Regions from separate parts of the Mus musculus genome. Here region 1 is linked to region 2. The links are chromatin loops, found by intact Hi-C in ENCODE. Cell type or tissue: heart. All regions are shown on one strand. Each heading gives the region's core, and the rest is flanking DNA. Links, peaks and the distances in the headings are about the cores only.

What was found. Hi-C counts contacts between places; a loop is a spot of excess contacts. Peaks named below come from ENCODE experiments on the same cell type or tissue, not always from the same donor. Only the 100,000 strongest peaks of a DNase experiment are listed, where the experiment ranks them.
Region 1: a loop joins it to region 2, with 5 times the contacts of the local background. A loop is called at or near these places in 9 of 42 quality-filtered maps.

What each region holds. Positions count from the first base shown.
Region 1 is chr7:45,795,794-45,807,700 of GRCm38, reverse strand. It overlaps Lmtk3 (lemur tyrosine kinase 3), which reads right to left. Exons shown (of 15, transcript NM_001290990.2): 12 at 9,108-9,502; 13 at 7,130-7,265; 14 at 6,652-6,789; 15 at 3,557-4,069. The coding sequence ends at 4,053. It overlaps Cyth2 (cytohesin 2), which reads left to right. Exons shown (of 13, transcript NM_011181.3): 13 at 1-1,064. Among named protein-coding and RNA genes, the nearest start is that of Cyth2, 13 kb to the left of the region's middle. In heart, for the core only: no CTCF peak of the experiment used is centred there; DNase peaks (open chromatin) are centred at 4,974, 6,150 and 6,972; H3K4me3 peaks cover 1,901 bases; H3K27ac peaks cover 135 bases; H3K27me3 peaks cover 2,629 bases.
Region 2 is chr7:45,929,731-45,941,637 of GRCm38, reverse strand. Ccdc114 (coiled-coil domain containing 114) reads right to left here. Exons shown (of 15, transcript NM_001364168.1): 5 at 5,245-5,367; 6 at 4,969-5,082; 7 at 1,916-1,983. It also overlaps the pseudogene Gm9712. Among named protein-coding and RNA genes, the nearest start is that of Ccdc114, 11 kb to the right of the region's middle. In heart, for the core only: CTCF peaks have their summits at 6,359 (motif pointing right) and 8,068 (motif pointing left); a DNase peak (open chromatin) is centred at 6,353.

The DNA of each region.
Region 1 (11,907 bases), core at 1,257-9,256, 130 kb after region 2:
GGGCCCTGGGGCTGTGGATCCTGGTTCCCCATTTGGAAAATCACCACCTCTAGCTCCTGACTCCTTATTTGTAATTAACATGTTGGTAATCTTATTAATTATTTAATCCCTTGCGCCTGCAGATGCCCTCATTTCTTGGGTTTGGGAGAGCTGAGGACCCATCCCCTTGACATTTACCAGGATGCTGGGCTGCATATAGGGTGCAGACAGGCACATCCCAGACAAGTCACTCAAGCCCTGTGGGTGCTGAGTGCAGAGAGAGTTTACTGTCTCAGTGTGGTATTTAGGCACAGCATACTCTCCATGTGCTCTGCCCACCATGTTAATGTTGGACCTGTGCTCATTGGAGACCTAGCCTAGCACAGGAGACTAAGACTAAAACAACAAAGGACTGGCTCAGGAGGGAGCAAGTCCTGAGAAGGCCCCGAGTCGGTCACTAGGAACTGGCTGTGCTGTCCATGAGTACCCCAGAGTGTACTAGAGGAGGGGGCACAGCGCTATCAGGAGGTACCTGGGATGCCATTGTGACAGTGGCCTCTTCTAACCCCAGATCTAGCCTCCTGTGGAGGTGTGTGTTTCTGACTCATGAGAGGGGATCTCGGTGAAGGAATAATGCAGAGACCCCAATGGTCTTGTGCTCCTGTGCTGCTGGGGGAATAGTCTGCCCACATTTAGCCTGGAAGCTTTTTTGTTACTCTTCCTGGCCTGTGGTGAGCTTAAAGTCTGAATCCTGCCTGCTTCTTCCCAGCATGCTTTAGCATGCAGGCTTGACTGGGAAGAATGAATGCTGTCCCGGAGCCTTCTGGGAATTAAGATTCCAGAACGTGTGTATTGGATTTGCAAACCCCTGTGGGTGTGTACCCCAACAGCACTGATCTGGGTAAGGGGGAGCATCCAGGCTCTATTTTAGGTGGGCTTTGGCTCAGGCTACGTGTCAATAGACAGTGGCAGTCTTCACAGTGGCCGTCTTGTCTCCTAGGAAAAGGTCATGAATTACTATTCCCCTGCCCCCAGGGGCTGCTGTGAAATGGAGATTCCCAAATAAAACAACATGAGTGTCACCCAAAGGGCTAGGAACGCACTGGGCAGCGAGCATCAGAGGTTCTTCACCCTTTCACCTGCCCTGTCGACCTCGGTGTGGCGGGCAGCAGGGGGTACTGTCTTGGGATCTGGATTCTACTTCCCCATTTGTAGGTGTCCCTGAACTTGGTTCCTTGTCTTTCACATCCTAGGACTCAAGTTTTCTTGGCACAAGGGCTTGCACTGATTGACAAGCTTAAGGGGTGGGTTTGAGCTGGATGGTGACAAAGACAAGAGGGCAAAGGAAAACCTTAGTAGTAGGGCTTCTCACCCCAGGATCATTGCCTGACAACTGGTGACTACCATCAGCCCAGGTAAGATGGTGACTGGTGTGGCTAAGGGAGGCAAGAACAGGTTACGCAGGCCTGCCTATGAGAAGCCAAGGTGAGGCAGTGTGTCTAAGTGAAGTGGTTGTGGTGATCTGAGAGTGAGTAGCGGCGAAGGTGGGAAGGGAGGGGGAGGTCTGCAGTCCTGGGGGACCCAGTGACTAAAGGAGGAGGGAGTGGAGGAGCCACCACTGGGGGCCCAGGGCTGTGATGATCAGCACACTTGATTGCGGATCTCAAGGGAACGTTGGCCACACTAGGCTGCAGGTGCTTGTGTCACTGCAAATTGCTTTAAGCTGACCTTCAAGCCAAGTGTCAGGGGAGGGGGACTCATTTCAATCCATGTGCTAGGTGAGGAAGAATTAAGGTGTTCAAAGCCAGATTGAGATATGTGAAACCATGCCCTTCCCGGTACCCACCAACATACCCACACACATAAAAAGTTCCCAAAGTGGGTGTTTGGACAGAAGGCCACAGAGGGTGCCATGTGGGGATGAATGCAGAGTGGGGCAAAGCACAGACAAGCCAACGGAGTGCCAACGGTTACCTGAAGCCAGGCTTGCAAAACACGGAAGAGATTTTTCCAAATACTGATGTCGGTGGTCTTGGTCTTGTAGCCTCCACAATTGTGAAGCAGTAAGTTTCTGTGGTTGAAGATAACTGAATATGAGTTTGTGGGGTGAGGGCTGGTACGATAGTATACCCTCCTTCAGACCAGGGGTCCTGATCCCAGGTTCCTCCCTCAGATGCAGCAGTTCTGGCCCCAGCCCTCCTCCCTGGGGATTAGACCTTTAACTTTGCTCCCTGCAACTGGGTAGGACATTAGCATCTCAGACTTTGGATTGGCCTGGCTCTCACCCTCTTCACTCAGACTGAGGCATGAATGTCCTGTCCCTCCCTCATAATCCACCAGTTCAGGCCACAGCCTTCTCTCCTCAGACCTAAAAATCCTGGCCCTTGCTAGGTGTGGTGATGCCTTTAATCCCAGCATTCAGGAGGCAAAGGCAGGCTAATCAGTCTCTGTGAATTAGAGGCCAGCCTGGTCTACACAGTGGTTACAGGACAGCCAGGGCCACAGACAGATCTTGTCTCAAACACACAGATACACAGAGTGAGACAGGTAGACAGCACAGGTCCTAGCCCACCTCTCTTGACTTGGCATTAGGTCTCTAACTCTCATTCTTTGAACTAGGATGCCAAGATCCAGCCCACTCTACTACCATGATTCCCTCCCCAACCTGGGCAGACCTGCCTCTCAATCATGTCGCCGCTTGCCAGGCAGCAATCCAATCCTATGATGGGGAAGGAAAACCCTACTGTAGGGGTTTCCTGTGACACCTTCCACCCTGTGTCCTGTCACCCCTATATACCATCCTGCTTAAACCCACCCCTTGCTTTGGCTCTCTTCCACAATGTAAATTCACTCCCTTCATGTAAATTCTGATCCCCAAGTGTAGAGGATGAGGGACCCAAGTCCAGAGACACCAACAGCCTAGCCACTGAGAAGCTAAGGACCAGGCAGCCACGGGAGGGAGGGAGGGGACAGGGACAAGACCCAAATATAACTAAGGCAGAGAGAAGCACGGGGAGATGCATGGGAGAACACAGACACAGGAAGAAACCAGAGCAGCAGTCCTAGGTCACTGCGAGGAAGACTGGACAAAGACAAGCAGTCGGGCAGATGAAGAACAACTGGCAAGGGCCAGGGCTGGGGGTGAGGGTGTGCATGCATGATCATATAGACAGTATTTGTGTGCCGGCCCAGAAGCTGGGCAGTAACAGAGAAATGAGTGGATGGAGCCGGCCAGTGCGGGCAGGCAGGCCAGGCAGTGGCTGGCAGGTGACTCCGCCGAGTTTCAGCAGATCAGTTCTGAGTCTCTTCCCACCACCTGGTCTGGCCCTGTGATAGCTTTCAGACCCTGCAGGAACATGATTACCAAAACTGCCTGGTCCCAAGCCATCATCACTGACTCCTCATGGAACAGAGAAGGGTAAGTCAGGGCTGCCACCAATGCGCTGGAAGGGAGGCCAGCAAGCTCCACTGTTGCGTGGGCGCCTTGCCTCAGGGCCATAAGGAAAGGACAGGGACTTTCATGCAGTGTCTACTCCTGGCACCTCCCTCCCACCTCCCCAAATACACACAGGCCCCATTTTCCTCCAAAAGTTGTTTTTGTCTTTTTTTTTTAAATAATGTGAAAATGTCACGCGAAGGTTTGAATCAGAGGCCCCCTCCAGGGGCCAGGCTTGGGGGAAGGGGAGACGCAAGATGGGGGGGGGGGGCCAGGTTCCTGAAGCCAGTGGCCCTCATGGGGCCAGGAGAGACCTCTGCTGTGCCAGGGGGCTCTGGGCCCAAAAGAGTTCGGTTCAGTTCAGTTCCAAGACGTGTGGCTGTCCAGCGATGGGGCTTCCTGCCTCATGTGGCTCCAAGGGGGTCGGGGGGGTCAGGGGGATCAGGGGACTCATCTGGGGGGCTGGGTGGAGGGCCTGGGCCTCCTGTTTGGCACATGGTGGAGGAGAGGGAGGGCCCAGCCTCAGGCACCTCCCCAGAGGCTGTGTCAGTGTCAGGGGCAATGGCTCCATCGTCCACACAAGATTCTGCTCGCAAGCCCTCTTCTTGGGATGCAAAGGGGCTGGGTCTTTGGGGAGTCAGTTCTCCACGGGGCCTGAGAACAGAGAGTAGAGAAAGGATGGGAATCAGGGGAGACAGAGTCAGGGGAGACAGGCTTATGGTTTCCAACTCAAGGCAAAGGCCCAGGAAGCGGCACCATCCTATCCTCTCTGTCCTCATCCAGCCCTCTGCTCCAGGCACACTGCCCTCAAATGTTCCAGATACCGTTCTACTTCAGGGGCTTTTTGCATCTGCTGTTCCTAGTGTCTAAAATGCTCTTCCTAAGTGGTTCAGGCCCCCTCTTTTGAGGCCTTCCACAACCATTCTGGGTCCCCTGTCACCCTCAGACATCCTGGGTTATCACTTGCTTCCTCTCTTTTTTTCTCAGGTGTTCCTCTCGGGTACTGAGTATTTATTAAGTATAAGTTATTGTGGAAGAGCCCGGCGACTGCTCGCACCTTTATTGCATAGGCGGAATATGGGGCCTGTACCTAGGCCTGTGTCACACAGTGTCTTCACCAACAAATTGAGTGTGTGTGAGTGTGTGTCCCAGCAGCCACACATCACAGCCTGATTCATCCTCTGGACCTAGAGCACCAAGGCCCGTGGGGTGAGGGGTCCACCCTCCCCTGTTTACATTTCTGTGCTGACAGCCCAGGTCTGGCTACACAGAGGCACCAGAGCCCACTGCCCTTCTTGAGTGGAAAATGAGGTCCACTCCTTTTCAAAGTACACAGGATGAGTTCCTCACTCAGGACCTGGTGTCAAATAGAGGGTATGAGAGTGCCAAGGGGGCACTCACTGTGGTCTGGGGAGACAAACGTGTGTAAGTTTCCCCACCCATGCCCAGCGGGAGTATCTGTGTGAGTAGGCAAGGATTTGGGACTTCATACCACTGGGCCCTCCGTCTCCACTCCTGGTGACTAAGCGTGAGGTCACCTTGCTAGCAGCCTTGATCCTGACTCACTATCTAGCTGATGTCCCCACACCCTAGACCCACCCTGCCCTGTGCTCACAGGGGTCCTGAGATGGAGGTGTCAGGAAGTAACATTTGAGGTTAGATGGGGATGTAGTCCCAATCCTGTCTCTACCGCCCCTCCTCTGCCCCTGCCTTGCCCCTCCTCTCTTCTTGCGCTTAGTTCACAAACCTCTCCGGCTTAGCCTCTCCTCAAGCACCCAGCCTCTATTTGCTTCCATTCCCAGGCCCCAGGCCCTTCCCTGCTTACTGGCCTTCATGGTTCCCTAGGACCCTGTAGGCAAAGCTCTCCTAAATTTGTTATTATTTATTTACTAATTATTACTATTAGTAAATAGTATAGTATTGTATATTTTGGTTTTTCAAGACAGAGTTTCTCTGTGTAGCCCTGGCTGTACTGGAACTTGCTCTGTAGACCAGGCTGGCCTTGAACTCACAGATCTACCTGCCTCTGCCTCCCAAGTGGTGTTCACAATGCCCGGCCCCCAAGTCCTTTATAACTTGACCCATTTACTTAGCCGCGGCCCAACTCTGAACCCTGAGGAGCACCAGGCCTGTCTTCTGTTCTTGAACTAGCTAAACTCTTCTGCCTCCAGCCGTTGTGCAAGCTGTTCACACACCATCACAGGAGCTCCAGGCTGCATGATCGTGTGTGCGAGTGTGTGTGAGAGTGTGTGTGAGTGAGTTGAGTGTGAGCGTGTGTGTGTGTGAGTGTGTGTATGTGCGTGTGTGTGTGGTGTGTGTGTGTGTGACTGTGTGTGTGCGAGTGTGTGAGTGTATGACTGCGTGTGCGTGAGTGTGTGTGTGCGTGTGTGTGAGTGTGAGTGTGTGTGCGTGTGTGTGAGTGTGTGCGTGTGTGTGTGTGTGTGACTCTGTGTGTGTGTGTGTGTGTGTGTGTGTGTGTGTGTGTAGGGGGGATTATGCCACTTATACCCTCATAACACTCAGGATCAGGATCCATTCTCATTCCCATTCTACAGATGAGGATGCTAAGGCAGAAAGGGACACTGACTGGCCAACGTCACACAACTGAAAAAAGGCAGGGTTAATCCTGAAACTCAGAGGATCTGGGGAACTAACAGCTCCTTCCCCACATCCTGGGCGTTCAGCATGGTGGCCAGCAGGGGGCAGGAGAGAACTGATTTTCCATCTGCACAAGGACCCAATAGACGCGTACCACGAGAGGGCAGCACCCAGGGCCAGCAGCCGGGCCGGAATTATGGCTCTATGCTCCTTTCTAAGTGCCTCAGTTCTTTCCGTAAAAACCGTGGGACTAAAATCCACTGCAAGGATCGCAGTGAAATTGAGCGAGTAGCAATGTGTCAGGTCACTGTGAGCTCGCTGCTGTGATTCCTGTTCTCTGGGTGTCTGCCATATCCCCTGGCTTTAAGTGCCCTTGGAGAGGATATGGAGATCCACCAAGGTATCCGAGCTCAGAAATGGGAAAGATGGACAAGGGAGTGTGTACTTAAGGATCCTTGAAGAAGCAACTGAGGGTCAGAGACCGGTGTAACTGTCCAAGGCTGTGAATGGGAACCAACTGGTCTTAGCTGAGAGATGTCAATGTGACTGAGTGGGTGAATGGAAGAGAGAGAGAGAAGCGAGGTAAGGGAGGGCAGGTTGGGGAGGGGTGGGATAGGGTCCTGCTGGAAGCACTGTACCTGCGGGCCGGGCGTCGGGAGCCCGGGCGGGAGGCCCCGGGGTCTCCAGTGCAGGTGAGACGGAGAAGCGGGAGAAGCACAGGGGGGGGCCTGGCGGGGGGAGGAGGGGGAAATCCTCCGCCCACTCGAAACTGCCGCCTAGGGAGAAAGTGAACTAGACTTATACACCAGCTTAGCAGACCAGCACAAGGCCGCCTTTAGCCCTACCCTCCAGCAAGGCTCCATCCCTCCTCCCACTTCAGATACCTTTCCGCCCCCACCCGCCTCAACCAGCCCTTGCCTTCCTGAGCTCCGCCCAGGCCCCTCGGTACAGCTCCAGCCTACAAAGAGTGGATGGGTTCCTAGATTCAATCCTTCTCTTCCAGGTCACCCTTAGCCCTGCCCTTCCCACATGACACGCCCATTGCATAATAAGGCCACTCCCTCCACTCCCAAGCCCCGCCCTCCCGCAGCCCAAATCTTGGGTTCCGCCCCTCACCAAAGCCGCTGTCGCTGTTGGGAAACCCATCTCCTGGGGTGGTGGGGTGGGGAGGCGTCGGGGGCGCTGGGGGAGTTGATGGCTCCGTGTCCCCCTCGGGGGTGCCCTGGACGCTCAACTCGTTGGTTGGAGTCTCCTGTGAAAACAAGAGAAAAAGAATAGGAAACGTATTGTCACACCCAACCACGGCATCTCAATAATTAAATAAAACCCAACGATATTGCTGGGGCTTTCAGTACCCCATTTTGTAATTGCTGATGTATTGTATGGAGAAGTTAATGGAACTTTCATCTGCCTTCAAAAGTTCCTACAAGCTCTAATCTCACCCTGGTCTTTGTTCCTTACCTAACTATAAAGCCCCACCCAGCTCAGGAATTCCTAAATTCAGCGAGCAAGACGCTGTTCTAAACCCCGCAGCACCACCTCCAAGATCTTGGCGGCAGAGATCCAAACCTATGTCTTGGAGCTAACAGCCTGGTCCTGTAGCCTCCCAACCTCTAACTCCAGCCACGCACCAAGGGACAATTATCCCAGTCCCACTCAAACTCTCAAAGTCCCACCTTGAGTCTGGCAAGGTGGGGACCCCCTTAATTCCAGCGCTCAGGAGACAGGGTCAGGTGGGTCTCTTAAGTTTGAGACCAGCCTGGTGTACAAAGTGAGTTCCAGGACAGTTAGGGTTATACAGAGAAACCAAGATGCACATGGGTCTCCGAGTTCTAGGCCACCCTTCTCTACAAAGTTCCAGGACAGCCAGAGCTATACAAAGAAATCCTGTCTCAAACAAACAAACAAAATTGAAAAGTCCCATTTGGGCCAGGCAGTGGTAGCGCACGCCTTTAATCCCAGCATTTGGGAGGCAGAGGCAGGCGGATTTCTGAGTTCGAGGCCAGCCTGGTCTACAAAGTGAGTTCCAGGATAGCCAGGGCTATACAGAGAAACCCTGTCTCAAAAAAAAAAAAAAAAAAAAAGTCCCATCCCATTTTGGAATCCTTTGGTCTCATGACTCTGAACACTGCACCTGACCCTGTTTTCAACTATCTCACAACCTGGCCTCAAACAGTCTCACCCCAGGTTTACATAGCAAGGCTCAGGCAATAAACCTCTTTTTTTTTTTTTAAATATGGGGATTTCAGGTCCAGATGACTTTGGTAAGTTGATTATTTGTCTGTTTGAGACAGAGTTTCGGTATGTAGCTCTAGCTGCCCTGAACTATTCAGATTACATTAATTATAGATTGTCTCGACTCTGCCTCCTGAGAGCAAAGATTACTGATCTAGGCGACCAAGCCAAACTCACTCCATATTAAAGCTCCACGTGATGAGATCCGCCCCACTTAAAGCCCAGCCCCGGGAGGCTGGAGATGCTTAGAGGCTAAGGTGTAGGCCTTTTCCTGCCTACCAGAGTTTGCTGCCCAGCACCCACATCAAACACCTCCCTCCACCCACTGACAGGGCCACGCAAAGCTTTTGAAGCTTATTGGGGACACCCCCACTCAAGAATATACATAGGCACATATTAGAGTCAACTCCACAAGATTGTTGTCGATAAAACCAGGCCCCAAAGCACTAGGTTTCGCCCTCAGCAGACCCAGGCTCTGCAACCATTCTCTTGAGTAGTCTCTAATTTTATTCCTAGCCTGTCTAGGCTTCTTCTACCTGACAGCCTTCTAAACCCACCAACACTCCTCGGGTCTCTCCTTGATTTCCCGGCCCTTTCGTAGCAAAAGCCCCTATCCCATTCCTGGTTCTACTCCTGCTATGCCCGTTCACCCCGTCCAGTGCCCCCCACCCCCACCCCGGCCGCTGCCCCAGGCCCCGCCCACTTGCCGCCACTTCCTTCCAGGCTCCACCCACTGAGCCGGCTACCCAGGGCACTAGAACACGTAAATCCCTCTGGGCCCGCCCCCTTCACCTGGACCACCCGGAGGTCCATCTCCCTGCAGTCCGGGTGCTACGTGCACTAAGTGTAGCCCCCTCACCTGGTCGAAGAGGTAGACGGTCACGTCCCCGTGGAAGGAGACCATCTTGCGCTTCCTCTCCAGCTCGCTGTCCTCTGGCTCGTCGGCCGCGCGTGGAGACTTGAGCAGCCCCCGCAGCGGGCGGACCGTGTCCCCGTCGGCGCTGCTCACCACGACGGGCACTGGGGCTTCCCGCGTCCTCCCGGGATCCCGAGAGCCCGCTGCCTCCTCGTCCTCCTCGTCCTCGTCCTCGTCCTCCCCGTCCTCCTCCGCTGGCCCCGGCGCCCCCGCCCCGCCGGCCTCCCCGCCAGCTGCCCCTGCGTCCGCGCCCTCCCAAGGTGGCCGCCGCGGGCCCGGGCCCGGGAACGGCGTGAGCGTGAGCGGTGGGAGCGCCAGCGAGAGCCGGGAGAGTTTGGCTGCAAGGGGAGAAGACAGGTGAGCTCCAGCCCCGCACACAGCCTGACACAGAGTCAGGCTCTGCCCACAGCTGTATGCTGGGGGGCTCCTGAGGCCTTTCTGTGCGCACAGTGGGAGAGACCCCTCCCCACTGCAATGCATGCTCTCAGCACCCAGAGCAACAAGCTTCTTCCACAGCACCGCGCCCCGCTGTTCTCTCCATTCTGAGCCCGCCGCATTCAGGACTCTCTATTTTTGCCCCCTAACTCAACATTTATATATGCCATTCCCTCTGCCTGGAACCGAGTCCTTCACGTTCTCCAGCTCGGGGGGTGGGGGGAGCCCCAAATCTGAGCCACCTCTAAGAGCCAGTCACACACGCTCTGGCCACACCCCTCCTGCCAAGGGCAGCAGCAGTTCAGCCCTGGTCAGTGTGCCTGGCCTCGGAACACAACCGGCCCTCACGCAGCTTTAGGTCTGTGCTCACAATCCCTGGGGCTAATGAACCAGTGTCCCCTGCAGAAGGGGCGTTTCCTAGCCACTTTCTCTGTCCCCAAGGCCACTTTCCTTCCAGTCCCACCCCACTGTTTCACTGTGTCCCTCAACAAGCACAACCACCTCTCTGGGCCACTGTTCCTCCCGGGCAAATGAAAAGGGCCACTCCTTCCTTCATCGGGTAAGTAAACCACTGCAGGCACTATGGAAGGTGGCAGACAGTAGGGGACAGAGAAGGATGGTGTAGGTGAGATGCACCATCTAGTGCCCACCTCCACCCTCCCCTGCCATCCACTAGCTCCTCGTTCTGTCCCTCACTGCTGCTCAGGAGGTGGTGGGATTAGGAGCACAGCAGGCTCCCTGCTGTCAAGACAGAGGATTCTCACAGTAGGATGCAAAGATAGTCTCTAGTACCGGGAAGGCTTCCTGGGGAGGGAAGGTTTGGGTGGGATTTTAACAGATGAATGGCAGCTCCCTGGGTGGGAAACCTAAGCCATCTCTAGCCTCTTTTCAGCCAGTAGCCCTAAGCCAACCCAGACTCTCTGAAGCATTTGAGTTCTCCCAGGGGTGTCACGTGACCCCCGTATCTTCCTACACACCTGGGTGGGGTGCCACTGCAGAAGAGATATGGGGCAGTATACTCCACAGTGTTTGAGGTACTCAGGAGGACACCACCTCACCGTGGGACTCACCTTTCTGCTCTCAGCGGCTCCTCACTCTGTGCTACCCTAATACTTGCCTACTAGAGGGGGTCAGGGCAACGCCCCTTGGGGTCCAGCCATGGACAACCCATGGCTTGACACATTGGAGAGACCTCTTAGTTTATTGCCTCCTTTAAATTTTTTTCAATTAAAATTTTGTTATTTATTTATGTATTTGGGGGTGGGGGGGGTGGGGGAAGGACAGTTTCTCTGTATAGCCCTGGATGTCCTGAAACTCAAGAGATCAGCCTGCTTCTGCCTCCAGATGCTGGGATCAAAGGTGTGCGTTACCACGCCCAGCCTTTTAATTAAAAACTTTAAATTTTGTTCACTTATGACTGTGTGTATGTATTTATGTATGTGTATAGGCACACATGTACCACAGTATGTATGTAGTGGTCAGGTAACAACTTATGGGACTCAGTTCTTTTCCTCCTCCAGGTAGGCCCTGGGTATTAAACTCAGAAGGCATCAGGTGACAAGAGACTTTACCAGCTGAGCCATCTTGCCTGCCTTCAAAAATGCATGTGTGCGTGCGTGCGTGTGTGTGTGTGTGTGTGTGTGTGTATGTGTGTGTGTGTGTGTGTCTGTGTGTGTGTGTGAGTGTGTGTGCAGAGGGCAGAGGACAACCTCACATATCCTCCACACCATCCACCTCTTTTGAGAATGGGTCACTCACGCTTGGTCTTGAGTAGCTGGGCAGTGGGTTTCAGGGACCCTCATGTCTCCCCGCCCAGGCACTGGGGTTACAAGCTCATCACCACTCCTGGCTCTATGGCTTTAGTTAGGATTGAGTCCTCACATTTGCTTTACCTATTGACCCGTCTCCCCAGCCCTTCTGTTGTCTGAGACTGGGTCTTACTACTGTATCTTATCGTTGTTGGCCTGGAACTTGATATGTAGCCCAGGCTGAACTTCTAAGTCATGGCTACCTTTTTGCTTCACTCTCCCAAGGACTGTCTTAGAGACCATGTGGCACACTTATGGTTACTCTCAGCTTCTTAGAGCCCTCACATGGCCCTGATCGGCAGCACCAGACCTCTCTGAGATGGCTACAACCATCCAAACATCCAGAACACGATTCAAAAACAAAACCAGCCAATGCAACAGCCGTGGCTGTCTCTAGGCATGGGGCTTCCCCTGCCTGTTTTCTTAGCCCTCCCCATCTCTAGGTACCTTCTAGTTCCTGACTTGGAGACCCCCTCTTTACAAGCTTAAACAACATAGAT
Region 2 (11,907 bases), core at 1,398-9,397:
GTCAAAAAAAAAAAAAAAAAAGATGGGTGACTGAGCTGGGGTCAGCCTGGGCCTACAAAAGGACGGTGCCAGGTGGCTTCCCAAGGATGCTCACAAAGAGCAGAGAAAGTTCTAGGCTGGAAGACCTAGATCAGGATCAGGACTAGCTATGACAAGATTGGTGGACACACAGGGTACACAGAGGCCAGGAATCATCTGATCATTTACTCAGAGGGCCAAAGGAGGTAGTCAGGCCCTGCCAGAGATTATTCCCAGACTCAGAAAGGACAGCCTGGGTGACACTGAAGGTTGGATGGTCTGTAGCTAGAAATGAGTAAGACTGGGGAGTTGGGTCTTTTCCATACTCAAGCACACCCCATGAAGGCAGGAATGATGTGCCTGCCCTGCTTGGCTGGGAATAAGGGCCTGATGCTTTGACGGGTCAATGGCAAAGAGCCCCTGCCCTAGGCTATTCTAATCCTGATCTCATCTCTGCCTGCCCTGGGGGGTTCCTCCCAGAGCCACCCCTGAGGGCTAGTTAGTCATTCTCTAACATAGATGGCCTCTCCAGAGCAAGGCCCAGTCCCAAGAACCTGTGGGCTGGTCAAGCCATACCTTCCCAGAACAGAAACCAGCCTGTCCCTGTGCCCCACCTGACAGCTCACCCCAGGTGGCTCAATGAACTCACCGATATGTCATCCGCAGAGAGTTACTAGCTAATCGGATTCCCTTCCTCGAAGTTAGAACTAGAGAGCAAGTTGAAAACAAGACACCAAAGACAGAAGTACATCTAGACAAATGGCCAGAGGTCAAAAGCCAGCCAAGGTGTGGAGAAGCTGGACCTAGGTGGTAGGGGTGAGCGGTGGAGGGTGGCAAAGGTAAGAGATCAGACTTTGGCTAAGGAGATAGCTTAGCGGGTAAAGGAGTTTGCCACCAGACATGACAACGTGGCAGATCCCACGGGGTGGCAGGAGAATGCTGACCTCTGCAGGTTATCCTGACCTCCACATGCATGACGTGAGCATGCATGCGTGCATGTATGCAGACACATACACACAAAATAAATAAGTGTACAAGAAAAAAGATCAAGAAGAGAGAGAAATCACAGAACAGCCAGCAGAAAGAGTGAAGAACTAACATGTGTGCTCTGGACAAGGATAGAGACACACCAAGGATGGAGACACGCTTCTCACCCTGTCTGTGGAACATTCAGGACACCAGAGGCAAAGAGGAAATTCGAGGTCTGCTGGAGCTTTGGAAAAGGAGAGAGCTGCTGCTCAAGTGTCTGGATAGAGCAACGGCTGTCCACCATGGCGAATGCGCCTGGACTGTGCACTTTTGTTGTCTGACATGGGGTCTTGTGCAGCCCAAGCTGGCCTCACACTGGATTTGTAGCTAAGGCTGGCCTTGAACTCCTACCTCTCCCTCCTGAGTGCTGGAATGGCAAGCACCACCCACCATCACATCAGGCTGGCATACACTTTTAAACGCAGACAATGAGCATTCAAAAAACAAAGAAGAGAGAGAGGAAGGGAGGAAGGGATGGAGGGAGGGAGGTCTTAAGGTGGACTTACTGATGCCCCAGGATCAAAGGTCCTGAGAGAGGAAGCAGGCACTGAGCCAAGGGCCAAGAGCCAAAAAGCCTAGATAGCGAGGGAAGCCAGCACCCAAGTAGCTTCCACTACCAATCCCATCTGGCATGTCTGTGCCTGAGGGCTGTGTGTCTGCCCCTGGGACCCAGCCCTGATTACATTCTTCAGGTCTGAAGCTGTCACAGATGGAATTCCCCATTTATATACCCCCAAGGAACAGGGTGTGGCAGAAGAGTTGGGGGTATCTTTTAGGTTCCACCCTTCTTTATGAGTCTCCAGGCCTCCTGGCTCCCACCCCTTACTGCCTCTGCTACCCAAGTGCCCCCGGGGGTGGGGGAGCTTACCTGGCAGTATAAGCAGAAGTAGAGGATGTGCTGAGAGCTCCAACCATCTCCCGGAGTAGGTGGATCTCCTACAGGGACACAATGAGCTGGCTTCCTCCAGCCTTTGCACCAAGAAGGAGCAGTCCCACTCCTACCACTGCAGACCCTCCTATGAGCCTCTGTCCGGGAAAGGACTTTTTATTTCTGTTTGTGTTGGTGGGGGTTGCTTTTGTTTTTGAGATAGGGCCTCACTGTGTTATCTCCAGCTATCCTGAGCCTATGTAGATCAGACTGACCTTGAATCAGAAAAGGGGTTTCAATGAGGTCCCAAAAGGGGAAAATCAGGAGGACATGTGGGAGAGGTTACCCAGCAACAAAGCCCTAGCCCAACTTGCCCATGGGTTTGGAAACCTGTGTAGGTGTCATTACTATCCTGGGGTTTGGTGTGGTGTTTCCACCAAGGGTCTTGGGATGGGAGCTTGGTCTCTGGGCGGCCATAGTGGGAACTACTGAGACTTTCAGAAGGTAGTGCCTAATGTAAGGTTGCTAAAGACACTGATCTCAAAAAAGACAGAGGTCCAGGTCCAGCCCTCTGCCTCTCCCTTGATTTGCCATCTCCTTTATGCCCATGTTCCACCCTTTATACTATCTGCCATGATGTGCTGGACCAAGAAGGCCCTAGGGAAAGCAGTCCTGGTCAGTTTGGATTCTTCACCTCCAATCTCCTTTCTCTATAAAATTCACCACCTCGATATGTAACACGCCATGACCTGCTGTTCTGTTTTCTAACTTCTCCGTAGTAGCCACATATTTTCAGTAAAAAGAGAGCTGACTCAGTGGTTAAGCCCACTGACTGCTCTTCCAGAGGTCCTGAGTTCAATTCCCAGCAACCACACGGTGGCTCACAGCCATCTGTAATGGGATACGATGCCCTCTTCTGGGGTGTCTGAAGACAGCGACAGTGTACTCATAGACATAAAGTAAAGCAAACACACGTGCATGTGGATAAAAGACACACACACACACACACATACACACACCTTTGCAAAAATAATCTAGAGGTGGATAAGCCCAGAAACTAGGGAGATAAGTAATGCAGGGCCATTAAATACAAAGTAGAGGGGGAGGGGTGGTTCCTGGGATAGGTTTTTGGAGGTTTGGTTTGGTTTGGTTTAATGGGCTGAGGGTCTGGTCAGGAGCTTGGGCATGAACTCCAGAGCCTTTTCTTTTGAGACAGGGTATATATAGATATATATAGATCTGTAGCCCAGGCTGCCCTGCACCGACCTTGCTGCCTCTGCTGCAGAGGAAGACAGGTGTGCATCACTGTGCCCAAATTTTTGGAACTGTTTTTGTTTGGCTTGTTAATATTTCACAAATTTATAAGAAAAGTTAGGTCAACAAAGACAAGACAGAAACGTAATACAAAGCCCAGGTGGGGCCACACCTCAGTGGAAGAGTCAGTCAGTCACCAAAACCTCAGAATGAAAAAACTGACCCCAAACAGAGGTGAATGAAGTGTTCCAGATGAGACATAGAACCATGCAGAAGACAGAAACAAGAGCTGGGCCAGGAAGTTTTTGAACAGATGAACACACCAAAACCCTCCTAGGGGAAGGAGGGACTGATAGCAGGGGCGGGCCATGCTAACAGGACACCACTTGCCCACAGTGTTCTGACAGTATGGGATGCTCTGTAGGGAGGAAAGGACAGGACAGGAAAACCCAACAACATAGACACAATGGGGTTGCATGGGGCCTAAATCTTGATTTTTTCCAATCCCTACTTCCCACTGGGAGATAAAAAAGACAGGACGTGGGAGAGATAGCTCAAAGGTTAAGAGTTCACTTCCAGGCACCCACCTTGGGCAGCTCACAATCACTCAACTCCAGCTCCAGAGGACCTCCTGTGTGCGCACGGACAAACCCACGAGCAGATACACATGCACACAATTAAATATTTGAAGGCAAGATTTTTTTTCTTAAGAGAAAGAAAATGGGAACTTGTTGGGGAAATAGGACCAGGGGAGGAGAGAGCAGGAGAGGGCACAGGGAGGGGACAGCGAGGCGGCATCCGTGACAGAGGTCCATGGCCAGTGTAGTAACTGTAACATTCACCTTGAAGTCACAACGCTGAACCTAGTAAGAATGTGGCACGGGCCAGGGTGGTGGGCGTTACTCAGGCAACGGCGTTAGCTGTCACCAAGAGCGCACAGTGCGGATCTCTGGCATGGTAGACTCATCAAAGGAGACTCCATGCCAGAGCATCTATCTCCTCCGTGGCTGTGACACCTGAACACCAAATCCCAAGCCCAGCTTCTTCTTAAAGTGCCCTGCCTCCAACAGAGTACTAAGCAAAGCAGATGGTCCATACAAGCGACCTCCTCCCCAAAAACACAGCTGGCCGAGACACTCCCACCACACCAAGGTCATGGTGGGAGGGGAGTGGGGAATGGAGCAAGAATGACCAAGGTACAGGAGGAGACAGAGAGAGGCAAATCACCAACCATAGCCAGGTATGATGGCTCCTATCTGTAACCCAGCAAAAGGGACCCTGAGGTGGGAGGATTGACAGAAGCTCAAGTCCCAGCTTGGGCTATAAAATAAGACTCTCAAGAAACCTATCCAAGTGTACATACATAAACATATACATATATGGCACTGGCCAGGGTGGTGGGCGTTACTCAGGCAAGGGTGTTATATATCCTGGTGAAGGGTATAGAGAAGTTCTGTGTATGGTTACAAGTTTAAAATTGTTTTGATATAGAAGTTTTATAAAGGAGGGTAGAGGGAGGGAGGGAGGGAGGGAGGGAAGGAGGGAGGGAGAGAATGTTAGCTCCTCAAAGGGCTCTGAAGGTGCTCAGATCTCGGGGGATATGAACGGCTTGGTGGGCCTGTAGGTTGCCCCAGATGACAGAGCTCACCGGGAAGCTGGTGTTTGTGCATGGGAGTGAGATGAAGGAGAGGTGTGTTCTTTCTTCTTTCCCCCTGCGCTGGGGTGAGCCTGGGCCCAGGAGCCCGGCCCGTGGACTCGGGGAGGGAAAGGACTGACTGGGCAGAGCTCCGAGCCCCCACCTTCTTCAGCTTGCGGTCCATATTCAGGTAGCGGCCCCTCTCGATGCGCAGCAGCTCCAGCTCCTCCCGCAGGGCTGCATTCCTCACCAGATGGATGTCAAAATGACAGGTGACCTGGGGGGGGGGGGGATGTCAGAGCATTCATGAGGCCCAGGTACGTGTCAGAGGTGGGGACCACCCTGTTCCTATCCATCTAAGGGGACCCTCAAGCCCACAGTGCCCGCCTCCCGACACCCTTCATGCCAAGCCTGTCCTGGAGAGCTGGAGGGCACACACCCTGTCCAGCTGGTCTTCAAGGATCCTGATCCTTCTCTGGATTTTCATCTTCTGGTACATGATGAGATCGGGAGCCGAGGCCTCCTTACTCTGCGTGAGGACATGGGTCTCCCAGTCCTGGATCTGGAGGGAACGCAGCATCCATCACATGCCTGGGAGAGATGCATCAAGGACATCTGCTGTCCCGGCAGCCCCGGCAGCCCTCTTCTGTTCTGCAGCGCCCAACGAGGCCAAAATGCCCTTGTAGCCACTGGACCCAAGTCCGGGAAAACACAGGGACTGTGGCCCCTGATTAGCCAGCTCTGCCCCTCATCTGGTAGCCTTTTTTGTTTGTTTGGCTGGTTGGTTTGTTGGTTTGCTTTGCTTTGCTTTGCTTTGCTCTGCTTTGGTTTTTTTGAGACAGGGCCTTACTGTATATCCCTGGCTGTCCTGGAAATCGCTATGAAGACCAGGCTGGCCTTGAACTCGGAGATTTACCTGTCTCTGACTCTCCTGGTGTTTTTGAAGATGCACATGAGATGGAAGGGTTGGGTTGCTGCTATCACAGTCCCCAGAAAGAGGAGGATACTGGGAGACTAAGGCCAGCAGTTAAAAGGAGTCTGAGATGCTAAGGCTGCCTAGCGACCCTGCCAGCTTCCCACATGACCTGGTTTCTGAGCTCTTGCTGTGTCTGGACTTGCTCAGCAGAGTGTAGACTGAATGAATGATGGTGACCGAGTCGGAGTCTGTACTGATATCGGCTAGATAGTATCCCCAGAGATACCCGTCAAACACCCTGATGCCCGGTGCCTCAGAATATGACCTAAAGACAGATTGCCAGCAGAGAAAGCTTCAGGATAGCCAGAACTGCATGGTGAAATCCTGTCTCAAACACACACACACACACACACACACACACACACACACACACAAAAACCAACCAACCAAACAGGGTCAGCAAAACACCAGGAGCAAGGGGATAGGCTCCTGCTAAGCGCTGGGAAAACAACCCAGCCTGTACCTTGATCTTGGCCAGTGGTCTCTGGGGCTGAGAGGATATATGATATATACCCTGTGAGGGCACGTGGGCCGAGGTGGTGGCCTACCACATGCCCCTGGTGGCTTGAGGGATTACCACAAGGTGGCAGTGTTTGCCTTTCAGTGAGGTGACATTTTTCTGAACCAGTTTTCAGCAACAGCGATGATAAAAATCGAATGAAATAAAGATCCAAATTGGGGAACACTGAGTGAAATGTACAGCGGGGGCTGGGGGTGGGGTGGGGGGGACTCTCCTCGCCATTCTTAAAACTTCATGTGAATCCACAATCACCCTCATGCAGTTTTCAATCACAACAGCCGGGCAGTAAGTGGCAGCAGCAAACACTTAATCCCAGCACTCAGGAGGCAGAGGCAGGCAGGTGGATCTCTGAGTTCGAAGCCAACCTGGTCTACAGAGTGAGTTCCAGGACAGCCAAAGCTACACAGAGAACCTCCATCTCAACAGGGAAAAAAAAGAATACGAATAAAATCTAGAGCTGGAGAGATGCTTCAGGGGTTAAGAGCACTTACTGCTCTTGCCTTCCCAGCACCCGCCTGACATCATGCACAACTACTTATAACTCCAGCTCCAGGGGGATCTGACGCCCTCTTCTGGCCTCCATGGGTACCTCTGTGCACATACTTTACACAGACACACACAAATCAGAAATAAAAAGAAAATTTGAAAAGAATTTAAAGTGAACATTTTTTTGATCTATGCATATTATTTTTACAAATGGCTCCTGACTTATTACACAGACACCTGGTGGGCTGCTTGAACTGGGCTGGTTAAGGTATAGCTGTCACACAGCACTGGGGGCAGCTGGGACAACTCAAAACCCACAGGTCTACCGGAACTCTAAGTCAGTGCTCTGCTGCTGCTGCTGGAACTGACTGTTCTCCTCAGTTCTCTATCACCGCCCCCCCCCCTGCCTTGGAAGCCTGGAGAAAGCCCTAGATAGCGATGGTGGGGTCCCAGCTTCAGAACAAGCCCCCTCCCCAAGGAGCCCAGATGCAGAGGCTGAAAGAAAGGATCCTGCTACTTCCTTCAAGGGCGCATCCCCCGTAACCTCTGGACTGCCCACAAAGTCTCCTCTTGACAGAGAAAACACAGCAGTGTTTTCAACACCTAGTATTTTATTCAGATAGCAGTCCTGTTACACATGGTCCAAGAACATCCAAATAAGAACTCAACTCGGAAATTAAAGTTTGGTCTTCAAACATCATAGCCAACAATGCCACGTTTGCCTATGATCTCTCCGATATAAAACCACATCCACACCTCAGTGGCCACCAAACCGTTCAGCACAGCTTCCTTCACTGTAAGGTGTTTGAAGCTACCAGTTTTAGCACTTTGAATGATTTTTTTCACACTCTGAATAGCTGTAGGGATTTCACCAGGGGTTCGGGGAAACCAGCTCAACCTTGGCGTAGTGCCAAAATGTGGCCAATCGAGGCTTCGAGTAAGTCACAGCTGCGGCCACCATCGATGGTGACTTCTCCGAAAAGTTATGGATGAACTTGGCCATGGTCTAAAGTGGAAGGTATGTCTCTCCGAACCACCGGCTGAATGTCACCCCTGGAAGCCAAAGTCTCCTCTCTTAAGCCTCTGGAATTGTCCTTTGGGTACTCTATCCATATTTCAAGTGTTGGAGGGCCGGAGAGATGGCTCAGTGGTTTAGAGCACCAACTGCTCTTCCGAAGGTCCTGAGTTCAAATCCCAGCAACCACATGGTGGCTCACAACCATCTGTAATGAGATCTGATGCCCTCTTCTGGTGCATCTGAAAACAGCTACAGTGTACTTAGATATAATAATAAATAAATCTTTTTAAAAAGAGTGTTGGAAACATTTTTTAAGATTTATTTATTTTATGTATATGAGTATGCTGTAGCTATCTTCAGACACACCAGAATAGGGCATCAGATCCCATTGCAGATGGTTGTGAGCAGTCAGTGTTCTTAACCGCTAAGCCATGTCTCCAGCCCCAAGAGTTGGAACTTTTTAAAGCCTGGAACTTTTAAAGTTTGGTGTCTTAGTCAGGGTTTCTATTCCTGCACAAACATCATGACCAAGAAACAAGTTGGGGAGGAAAGGGTTTATTTGGCTTACACTTCCATACTGCTGTTCATCACCAAAGGATCAGGACTGGGATTCAAGCAGGTCAGGAAGCAGGAGCTGATGAAGAAGCCACGGAGGGATGTTCTTTACTGGCTTGCTTCCCCTGGCTTGCTCAGCCTGCTCTCTTATAGAACCAAGACTACCAGCCCAGAGATGGTCCCACCCACAAGGGGCCTTTCCCCCTTGATCACTAATTGAGAAAATGCCTTACAGTTGGATCTCATGGAGGCATTTCCTCAACTGAAGCTCCCTTCTCTGTGATAACTCCAGCTGTGTCAAGTTGACACACAAAACCAGCCAGTACATTTGGGATATGTTATATGTTGTGATATTGCCATTATTAATATGACATCTTGGGAACAACAGGAAAGGAGAGGTTATGGTTTAACAAGTGATATGTTCGTGTGTCAAATTGACAAGGGGTCACCTGTGTATCAGTAACTATTGACTTCATAGTTCTTGGGCCTCTAGGCTCAGTACCTCTCAAAGCTGCAGTCCAGACCTCAGCCCAGCATGAAACCTCTTGATCCTCATCAAATAACTGCTGGCAAATATCTTAGTTAGAACTTTTATTGCTGTGATAAACACCATGAGCAAAAGGCAACTTGGGGAGGAAAGGGTTAATTTCAGCTTCCATGTCCTGAACACAGTTCATTGTGAAAGGAAGTTAGGGAAGAACCTGCTTACTGGTGTTGTCATGGCATCCTTAGCCTGATTTCTAATAGCTCCTGGGACCACCTGCCAAGGGGTGGTACCACCCACAATAGACTGGGCCCTCCCACATCAACCATCAATCAAAAAATGCACTGTAGACTTGCCTGTGGGCCAATCTTATGGAGGTATTTTCTCTGTTAGGATTCTGTTTTACCAAATATGTCTCTAGCTGTGACAAGTTCACATAAACTAGGCAGCACAACTGATCCCTTATCAACTTGAGTTCCCTCTGGACCACAGCTTCTGTGGGCTGACGCTGAGGAAATACTCCCAGATTTCACCTCAGTGATGCTGGCCTCTTAATCACAGCCGAGTCTTCAGCCCCAGCAGACTAAAATCAATTGTCCCAGTAAAGTAAAGGTTTCACTTCAGCAGTTCTTAATTCAAAATATCACACAAGTGACCCTGATAGAGTCTTTGAAAAATGCTCAAACTTCCCTCTGAAGTGTCACAAGCCAGGCCTCCATCATCTGCACCGCTCTCAGGTTTATCTTTTTAGTTTCTACAAAAGATCACCGAGCCTGAGCAGTCAAAAGCTTTTCCAGCTCAAAGTTCCAAAGTCCTTCCACAATCCTCCCCAAAACAGATTGTCAGGGCTGTCATAGCAATACCCCACTCCTGGTACCAATTTCTATCTTAGTTAGGGTTTCTATTGCTGTGATAAAACACCATGGCCAAAGACAACTTGGGGAGGGAAGGGTTCATTTCCTGTCACAGTCCTTCATGAAGGGAAGTCAAGGCAGCAACTCGAGGCAGGAACTGAAGCAGAGGCCATGGAGAACCACACTTCCTGACTGGTCTTTCATGGGCTTGCTCAGCCTGCTTTTTTATAACACCCAGGACCACAGTGGGCTGGGCACGTCCACATCAATCATTGTCTTAGTTAGGGTTTCATTGCTGTGAAGAGACACCATGACCAAAAGGCAACTCTTATAAAAGAAAACATTTAATTGGGGCTAGCTTACAGTTTCTGAGGTTTAGTGCGTTATCTTCATGGCGGGAAACACGGCATCATGCAAACAGACATGGTGCTGGAGACAAAGCTGAGAGTTTCACTTCTTAATTGGCAGGCAGCAGGAGGGGACTATGTCACTGGGCTTGAGCATAGGAGACCTAAAAGCCCACTCTCACAGTGACACACTTCCTCCAACGAGGCCATACCTCCTAAGATGACACTTCCTAAGGGCCACGTGTTCAAACATAACAGTCTATAGGGTCCATACCTATTCAAACCACCATAATCACCAATCAAGAAAATGCACCATAGACTTGCCTACAGGCCAATCTTAAGGAGGCATTTCTCAACTAAGATTCGCTCTTCCCAGAGATGTCTAGCTTGTGACGCTATGACATAAAACGAGTCAACACAGCCCTCAGCACTGAGGGGCCCCTCTGCTGTCAATGCCATACGATACGGCTCTTTTCAACATGGCATGGTAGCTCTTCAGTGGTGGTGGATGGCTTCTCTCCAGTCTGCAGTCTAGTAAAAGGGGACATAACCCAATCAAGGGAGTGACTGCCATCATCCTGTCACATTCTGTGAGCTTAGCAGCCCACCTTGGGTGTGACTTGGCCAGATCACCACAGACCATTCACCACAGCCCAGGTAAGAATGTCAGCAGCCAGGGGGTGGGTATGGGGGACTTTTGGGATAGCATTGGAAATGTAAATGAGGAAAATACCTAATAAAAAATTAAAAAAAAAAGAATGTCAGCAGCCGCCCAGGCAGTGGTGGCACATGCCTTTAATCCCCGCACTTGGGAGGCAGAGGCAGGCGGATTTCTGCATTCAAGGCCAGCCTGGTCTACAGAGTGAGTTCCAGGACAGCCAGGGTTATACAGAGAAACCCTGTCTCAAAAAAAACAAAAAAACAAAAACCAACAACAACAAAAGACAAACAAACAAAAGAATGTCAGCAAGTATAACAATCAGTCAAGCTGCAAATCAAGGCTTTGAGTTCTCAGAGCTGCCTCTCATCATGGCTTTGACTTCTTGAGGATTCTCTCACAATAAAACCAAAACAAAACAAAAATCAAACAAACAAAACCAACAGGGGCTGGAGAGATGGCTCAGCAGTTAAGAGCACTGACTGTTCTTCTAGAGGTCCTGAATTCAATTTCCTGCAATCACATGGTGGCTCACAACCGTCTGTAATGGGAACCAATGCTCTCTTCAAAAAATAGAGAACCGGCTGGGCAAGGTGGCACACGCCTTTAATCCCAGCACTTGGGAGGCAGAGACAGGCGGATTTCTGGGTTTGAGGACAGCATGGTCTACAGAGTGAGTTCCAGGACAGCCAGGGCTACACAGAGAAACCCTGTCTCAGAAAAAAACAAAAATGAAACACCAAAGGGTTGGAGAGATGGCTCAGTGATTAAGAGCATTGGCTGCTCTTCTAGAGGACCCGAGTTCAATTCCCAGTACCCACGTGGTGACTCACAACTGTCTGTAACTCAAGTCCCAGTGGATCTGACTCTCTTACACAGACATGAAGGGAAAACACCAGTGTACATAAAGATTAAAAAAAAATTTTTTTAAAGGGCTAGAGAGATGGCTCAGACATTAAGAGCACTGGGAGCTCTTCCAGAGGTCCTGAGTTCAATTCCAAGCAACCACATTATAGATGGGTCTAACCATCTATAATGAGATCTGGTGCCCTCTTCTGGCATGCAGGCATACATGCAGGCAGAACATTGTATACATAACAAAAATTTAAAAACCAAAACCAAACAAACAAAAAAACTTTAAAAATAAAACAACAACAAAAACCTTACTTAGAAATTAAGAGCTCCAAGACAAAGGAAGTTTAGG